Linked DNA regions of Homo sapiens: all the other regions are linked to region 1. A link is an interaction called in ENCODE POLR2A ChIA-PET data of the cell type or tissue named here. Cell type or tissue: GM12878. All regions are shown on one strand.

What was found. ChIA-PET counts read pairs that join two places held together with the same protein. Peaks named below come from ENCODE experiments on the same cell type or tissue, not always from the same donor. Only the 100,000 strongest peaks of a DNase experiment are listed, where the experiment ranks them.
Region 2: POLR2A ChIA-PET joins it to region 1 with 14 read pairs; 3 of 35 experiments call an interaction of 5 or more read pairs at or near these places.
Region 3: POLR2A ChIA-PET joins it to region 1 with 10 read pairs; 4 of 35 experiments call an interaction of 5 or more read pairs at or near these places.

The regions. Positions count from the first base shown.
Region 1 is chr10:74,179,520-74,182,019 of GRCh38, forward strand. The region is part of intron 1 of ADK (adenosine kinase); the gene reads left to right. Among named protein-coding and RNA genes, the nearest start is that of ADK, 30 kb to the left of the region's middle. In GM12878, no CTCF peak of the experiment used is centred here; no DNase peak of the experiment used is centred here; H3K4me3 peaks cover 613 bases; H3K27ac peaks cover 685 bases.
Region 2 is chr10:75,013,667-75,016,166 of GRCh38, forward strand. All of the region lies in intron 13 of KAT6B (lysine acetyltransferase 6B), which reads left to right. Among named protein-coding and RNA genes, the nearest start is that of SNORD172, 6.8 kb to the right of the region's middle. In GM12878, no CTCF peak of the experiment used is centred here; no DNase peak of the experiment used is centred here; H3K4me3 peaks cover 511 bases; H3K27ac peaks cover 931 bases.
Region 3 is chr10:73,865,007-73,867,506 of GRCh38, forward strand. All of the region lies in intron 2 of CAMK2G (calcium/calmodulin dependent protein kinase II gamma), which reads right to left. Among named protein-coding and RNA genes, the nearest start is that of CAMK2G, 8.3 kb to the right of the region's middle. In GM12878, no CTCF peak of the experiment used is centred here; a DNase peak (open chromatin) is centred at 1,013; H3K4me3 peaks cover 661 bases; H3K27ac peaks cover 1,795 bases.

The DNA of each region.
Region 1 (2,500 bases):
CATCCTCACTGCTTATTATACACTAATTATAATGTATTAGCATGCTAAAATACACTCCCACCAGTGCCATTGACAGTTTACAAATGCCATGGCAACGTTCAGACCTTACCCTATATAGTCTAAAAAGGTGAGAGACCTTCAGTTCTGAGATATCAGAACTGATTTCTTCCTTTCCTGGAAAACTCATGATTAATCCACCCCTTGTTTAGCATACAATCAAGAAATAACAAGATACTTAGTTGAGCAGCCCATACCCGTGCTCTGTCTTTGGAATCGTCATCCTTTTGTTTCTTTATTTCTCTAATAAACTTGCTTTCACTTTATGGACTTGCCTTGAATTCTTTCTTGCATGATGTCTAAGAACCCTCTTGGGGTCTAGATCGGGACCCCTTTCTGTTAACATTCCCATTTTGTGCTCAGTCTAACAGTAGCCTAAAAGGTAGGTATTATTGACCCCCTTTTACTGATAAGCTGAATGATTACAAGATATCCAACTCTGACTTTGTGTCCAATGTTCTTGTTTTATACCACCCTTAATTGTTGCTAAATATAGTAGTATGTGACTCTTTTCATAGCAATGGCTATGAAAGAATACAGGATTGGAAATCAATGAGGACCAATGGTCAGAATATCTTGGGCCCCACTGAGGGCCTTTTCTGAGTTACTGAGCTTCCATTTCTCTTTTCTTTTTATTATTATTATTATTATTATTATTGTTATTATTAATTATTATTTTGAGACAGTGTCTTGCTCTGTCGCCCAGGCTGGAGTGCAGTGGCGCGATCTCGGCTCATTGCAACCTCCACCTCCTGGGTTGAAGCCATTCTCCTGCCTCAGCCTCCCGAGTAGCTGGGTTTACAGACGCCTGCCTCACGCCCAGCTAATTTTTTTCTATTTTTGGTAGAGACGGAGTTTCATCATGTTGGCCAGGCTAGTCTTTTTTTTTTTTTTTTTTTTTGAGACGGAGTCTCGCTCTGTCACCCAGGCTGGAGTGCAGTGGTGCGATCCGGCTCACTTGAAGCTCCGCCTCCTGGGTTCATGCCATTCTCCTGCCTCAGCCTCTCTAGTAGCTGGGACTACAGGCGCCCGCCACCACGCCCAGCTAATTTTTTGTATTTTTAGTAGAGACGGGGTTTCACCGTGTTAGCCAGGATGGTCTCGATCTCCTGACCTCATGATCTGCCCGCCTCAGCCTCCCAAAGTACTGGGATTACAGGCGTGAGCAACCGTGCCCGGCTGGCCATGCTAGTCTTGAATTCCTGACGTCGTGATCCCCCCACTTCGGCCTCCCAAAGTGCTGGGATTACAGGCGTGAGCCACCGCCCCCAGCCCCATTTCTCTTTTCTATTCTGGACATTTGTTTAATGAAATAACTCAGTAGCAGAGATACTAATATGCATCCTACCAGTGTTGTTGGATAAGTGTAAAAGTGCTTTTAAATTTTAAAGCATTTTAAAAATAGAATAAAAGCACTTTGAGCCCTCTAGAGAATGGTGTCATCTGAGGAAAAAAATGTTTAAATCTTAAATTTTTAGACAGGAAACAAATTTACCTATCTAATTTTCTCATTTTACAGTTGAATTAAAGCCCAGAGATAGTGTGACATGTTCAAGTTCACACAGTTACATATCTTGAACTAGATATGAGATCTCTAGATACCTTGTTCAGTTCCCTTTCTAGTATAGCATTCAACTCTGAGGAATTCCTAAATAATGATTTTTTTTTGGGGGGGGTCTCTTTAGGAATTCCTAAATAATAATTTTAAATGAAAACTTTTCTTTTTTTTTAACTTAAGATCTTTGAATTTGGCTGGAGTTAGTATTTCATCATTTGTATTCTATTCTACTTAATTACTGATTAAGAGTCTAAATTTACAGCCTCTGAAACCAGATATCCTTGGGGAACAACTTATATCCTTTGTTATGTATATCAGATTCCTACTGGTCTTCATTTGGGAAATGATAGAACATATTTGATAAATTGATGCTTTTGTCATTTTAAATTGGCCCAATAGTTAAGTTGGCGCCTGAGTTAAGTTCAGGAGACAGAGGAAGATGCAGAATGTCAGGATTCAAAGAGGATCTTAGCATTTTACTTTTTTTCCTTTTCTATACTGGATCTTGTGTCCAAAGTAAAGTGAAATGTCCTACTTAGACCTAGTGGTAGAGCCTAAGATAGAATTTAGACCTTCTGACTCCTAATTTATGTATTTTTCACTGAGCAACACTATTTCAAAATTCCCCTCTGAATATTGCCTTGTTTTCCTAACATCAGTGTCTAGTCTGGTTTTGGGCATCGCTTACAGCTTGGGTTTGCGCCAGGGAAGACTAGGAAATGGAGTTGGGGAATATTTGTTGTAGAGCTAATGAGCCCTATTCTTTGGTCTGCCCAGATAGGTCAGGTTTGGTCTAAAACTATTCTGGGACTCTGGACATCACTGTGCCCTACATGATGATTCTGGAACCCACTTTTGTGGGTTAAGCCTACATTGGAAAATTTA
Region 2 (2,500 bases), 830 kb after region 1:
TAACACTTATTAGGATTACTGTGATGCGTCAAGCACTGTTCTGCATGTTTCATATTAACTCAATCCTTACCAGAACTGTAACAGTTAGGTACAGTTATTATTCACATCTTATGGATGAGGGATCTGAAGCACAGAGAGGTTAAATAAAATCCCTGAGGTCACACAGCTGGTACATGGTGGACCCCAGATTCCATTCTGGGTAGTCTGGCTCCAGAGCCCATGCTTTCCACCCACCCATAGAGCCTCTCACGATCTGTCGTATTGTATGCAATATATGACATATTGTTTTAAAATACGGGTGCCCTGTTACCCAGCTTTAAAAAACTCATCTTTGTTTAGTGCACATGGTCTCAAAGTATGGTTCAGGGAGTCTACAAGGTCATAATTATTTTCCAAGTAGTACTAAGATACTCTTTTTCCTTTTTACTTTCATTTTCTCATGAGTATACAGAGGAGTTTTCCAGAATGTCATGACCTGTGATATCACAGCAGACTCAATACCAAAGCAATCTATGAAAATCTAGCAAGCTGGGTGCAGTGGCTCACGCCTGTAATCCCAGCACTTTGGGAGGCTGAGGTGGGAGGATCGCTTGAGCCTGAGAGTTTGAGACCAGCCTGGGCAACATAGGGAGACCCTGTCTTCTTGAAAAAGAAAAAGAAAGAACAAAATAAAGAGAGAAAGAGAGAATCTAACTGGCTTCTCTTAAGCCAGAAGTTAAAGAGATTTGTAAAACATGTAAAATAATGCCACTCTTTTCACTATAAATTTTATTTATATTTTAGAAAGTATAGGATTTTTTTTAATTTAAAAAAATGTTACATAATGGGTTTATCGTTATCTTTTAGATGAATTAATAAATATTTGTCAAATTTCTCAGTAAAATTAATAGATAGAGCCCTTAAAAGCAAAAGCTCTCTGAGTGCTGAGGCCAAAGCATTTGAAAACTACCGATTTAAAGTATAAACCATTGCTATTCAAGTGTGGTCCATGGCACAGGAAGTTGTTAGAGGTGCAGAATCTCAAGCCCCACCCCTGACCTACTGAACCGGAGTCCATGCTGTTAACCAGAACTAGTTTGTCTGCACAATGGAAGTTGAGAAGCAGAGGTGTAGAACATCTGCACGAAGCGATTTGGCAACTCAGTGACCTCTAGCCAAATTTCAGTCTGGTGGGGCTTTGGCGAGTCCATTCTCCAATTATCTTGCATCCAAGGAGCTGAGTGAGGTCTTACCTATTTGAGATTCTTCAGTCCTACTGTCTCTTAAGTGGCCACACCCTCATCAAAGCCAGCAGCTTCAGAGCAGGGTTCTAGTGGTGGTTTTCAAACTCGGGTACATCAGAATCACCTGGGGGACTTCTGAAAGCACAGATGCTGGGCTCTGCCTCTCCCCACCAAAGATCCTGATTCAGCAGGTCTGAGATAGGTTCTGAGAATTTAAAGTTCTAGCAAGTTCTCAGGTGATGTTGATGCCACAGGTCTCCACACTGAGATCTTGATAAACAGCATTTATTCAAGTTCTTATATAATTATGTCATGCCCATAGGACTTATGGGAGAGAGGTCTTAAACTTGTTTCAACACCAATCTCTTAAAAGTAAAATATATGAAAAATTCAAAATTTCCGTCTTTGCCAAGGAGGCACCTGTATCTTTTAATAAGTGGAAAGCAGTAAGATATCAGGCAGGTCACAGGTCATTTAGAGCACGGCTGTTCTCTTAAAATGATGTGAGAACTAAGGTTCAGCATCCTTCTGCACTAATTGCAAAATCACCACAAAATTTAAACGAGGAGATATAAATAGCCTGTCAAGTTCATTTGTCATTATTTAAACTGATAACATGCCATTCATCCAGTTGGTCAGTGCTGCTCTGCACCAGAAACCAGGAACAGATGAGCGTACAAACCAGTGAATTGCCATCTCCAAGCATGAGATAACTTGGTTAGAGTCATCAGATTTCCTGTGCTCAAAAGCTGCCATAAATCCCTGGCCTCGTGTCTGTTCCCAGGCTTGCAAACCCAGTGCCGTCGACTGATACAGACCTTTCAGCAGGATTTGCTGAGCTAAACAGGTGTCTGATGAAAAGTGTGTAATCCTCAAAGATTATCATCCCCTAAAAGCAGCTGGTGACCCCAAACTCACATAATCCAGAGAGATGGAAGTTGGGAGTGAGTAGCTTGCCAAAGTTTACACTTTGGTGTTTGAGGAGGTTCATATGGTTTGGTTTGGTTCCAGGTAGTGGAAGATGGAGGTGTGCAGGGGTGAGGGTGTCTGCCCCTGTCGGGGGAGATCCCTGTCCCTATCCATGCCCTTGCCTGAGAACATTATTCTACTATGGTCCATTTACACTCTTGAATACTCCTAGTTTAAAGGGAAGGAATTTTCATTTTCAATGAGCGTTAACATTACAGTTATTATGCTGGGAATTAAATTTAATTTGGGAATTTGGGTCTGCAAAAACATATCTTGACCTTGTCTAGATAGTTCCTTCCTTATCCTAA
Region 3 (2,500 bases), 310 kb before region 1:
TCAAGAGTTTTGCATAAGGTCTGGCATATAGCTCCTTTCCAAGGGCCCAGTGAGAAGCTTGACAGGGTCTCCTGGGCTGGGCTTGTGGCCACAGCTATCACCAGAGACACTGTGAATGGGACCCACTGTCCCCTCAGCCCAGGCAGATGCAGGGTCTGCAACACAGCAACTAAGCCCTCCTGCCTGGCTTCTGGGCTCCCCACATGGTCCTCCATTGCAGTCCTGGAGGTGGAGTGTCCCTCCCTGTTTTGGCGGGGCCCACCTGTGTCTACAGTCTGCAGGTGATGGGCAGCAACAGGGGCTCCTCAGAGAGAGGGGAACGCCGCAGGAAGTGCCACTGTCCGCTTCCCTCCTCTTCCTCGCAGCCGTGGCACCCTGCCATCCACAAGCTCTCCTCAATGAACAGAGCAGTTTCTACCTGCCCCGCTCTCCCCGTTCCTGCTGCCACATACTGCCCGGCCACCACCCAGCCTCTCCAGCTGTTGTCTCCTGTCTCTTCCCCTGACACTTCCTGTCCTGTAGTCACATCCAGGGCTGGCCCACGGCTGCAAAAAAGCAGAGGGTCCATCCCAGCAGCAGTGGCAGCAGAGGGGTTCCAGGATGGAGTAGTGGTTTCTAGAGCATCTTTCCCAAAAGCAAGGGCATCCCAGCTGGACGCAGCATCTCCAACCCCAAAAAGGGCGAGGCCACTGAATGGGCTTGGTCCACAGTGGGAGGGCCCTGGCTCGGCATCTCAAGGTGCTGCAAAGGTGTCTCCCCTTGAGACACCCCTCCTTCCAGTAACCACTAGGGAGAGGCTCAGACCTTCCAAGGTGGACCCTCCTCCACGCACCTTTCTACCAGGCTCATCCCCGCCCCTCCCACAGCCCAGCCCCCCCCTTCCTGTTTGACAACTGCCACTTCCCGCTTTTGCACAGGGCCACTTCCTGCCTGCCTGTGTGCTACTGCCATGGAGAGACCCACCCCTGCCGGCCTTCAGCCCAGCTCCAACCACAGCCCTCTGCAGGTTTTCCCCATCATTAGCAGAGGTGGCAACAGGAGCAGAAAGCAGAAGCAGCTCCAGCCTTTCCCCAGCAGCCTGCCTAGACCAGAGTGGTCTGAGCCCAGGCCAGAGCCAGGCCCTGGGAAACAAGGATCCTAGAAACCCAACCTCTCCCGCCTTCTGCCCAAGTGCTTCAGGACTTGGTCCAAGGTGCCACGATTTCACAGGAAGGGCAGCAAGAAGTGACCAGATGCACCAGGGGAGGCAGAAAAGAGGAAGCAGATAGGGAGGTGATAGCTTGCAGCCAAGGGGTGCACCAAGCCTGCCCCTGAACCACCTCCCCCTCTGGCCTGAAGACAGAAGCCTACTCCAATGCCCTTTCCTTCCTCTGCCAGGTCAGGGGGCCAGGGAGGGCTGGCCACAGATTCTCCATGGCCCTCTCAGGGATGGGCCTGCTTGACTTAGTGACATTTTCCTAAAAAAAAAACACAAATGCCAGCACTAGCTTCAAATAAGATCCTGCTGCCACGTAAACATACAATCCTCTGTACGTGGGAAAGGATGCACATTCCTACTCTGACTGAGGACTCTCCCAAGTTCCAATCTCAAAGACATTCTTAACTTTGTAAAGGGTATTTTGCAGGTCTGTGCCTATGACCCTAAACATGGATGTGAGAAACTTCCTGCAACCCCACTGATTTCAGGGCTCCATGGGAGGCGGCCTCACTTGCTGCCCTCCTGAGTGCCTTTCATCTTCTTCCCAAGCAGCAGAGGCCGCCGTCTGGTCCCCTTGGCACTCTGAGGAGCAGAAACAAGGACATCGCAGGGATTTGATGTCATAATCCACCTTCCCCAGCTGCTTATGCACAGCCCTGGGCCTGGGACACTGACCAGTGGGAATCCCAAGCCACGATCCCACCGACCTCACCCTGACACTGTGATGCCACATCCCTTCCTCTTTGAATCTCACTCTAAAGATGCAAAGAGTCTCCAATTAAAAGCAAAGTCCATCCGACACACAAGAGCAGGACCATGGTTTCTAATGCCCTCACACATGTACACCTGGTGACTAGCTGGGGGCTGTGATACAGAGGGACGGGGCCTGAAATGGTCCCATGTGAACCCCCAAGGCTCTGTGCATGTACCCAGCATCCTCCCCTTATCTTCAACCCTCACTCAAGCAGTTTTAACTTGGTGACACAAAGACCTGAGCCCCACTTTGGCCTCTGGATCTCAAGGCAAGGGAAGCGAGAGGCTCCAAGAAATGCCCTATAGCGAAAAGGCCCTCAATCAGCTTTGACAGAGAAAATCCCCAAGGGGTCACTAGCAAGCCCCAAGAAGGCAAGGCTCTGCCTGGGGGCACTCTGGCTGCTCTCAAGGGCCAGAAAAGGGTCAGCCGTCTGTTCTCCATGCCCCCCGGCAGGGCTCCCGGTGCCTGCAGCCTTTGCCCACTGTTTTGGTGACATTTCCTTCATGGTAACCAGCCCCAAGTAAAACATCCCAGGAAGCAGCCCCTAA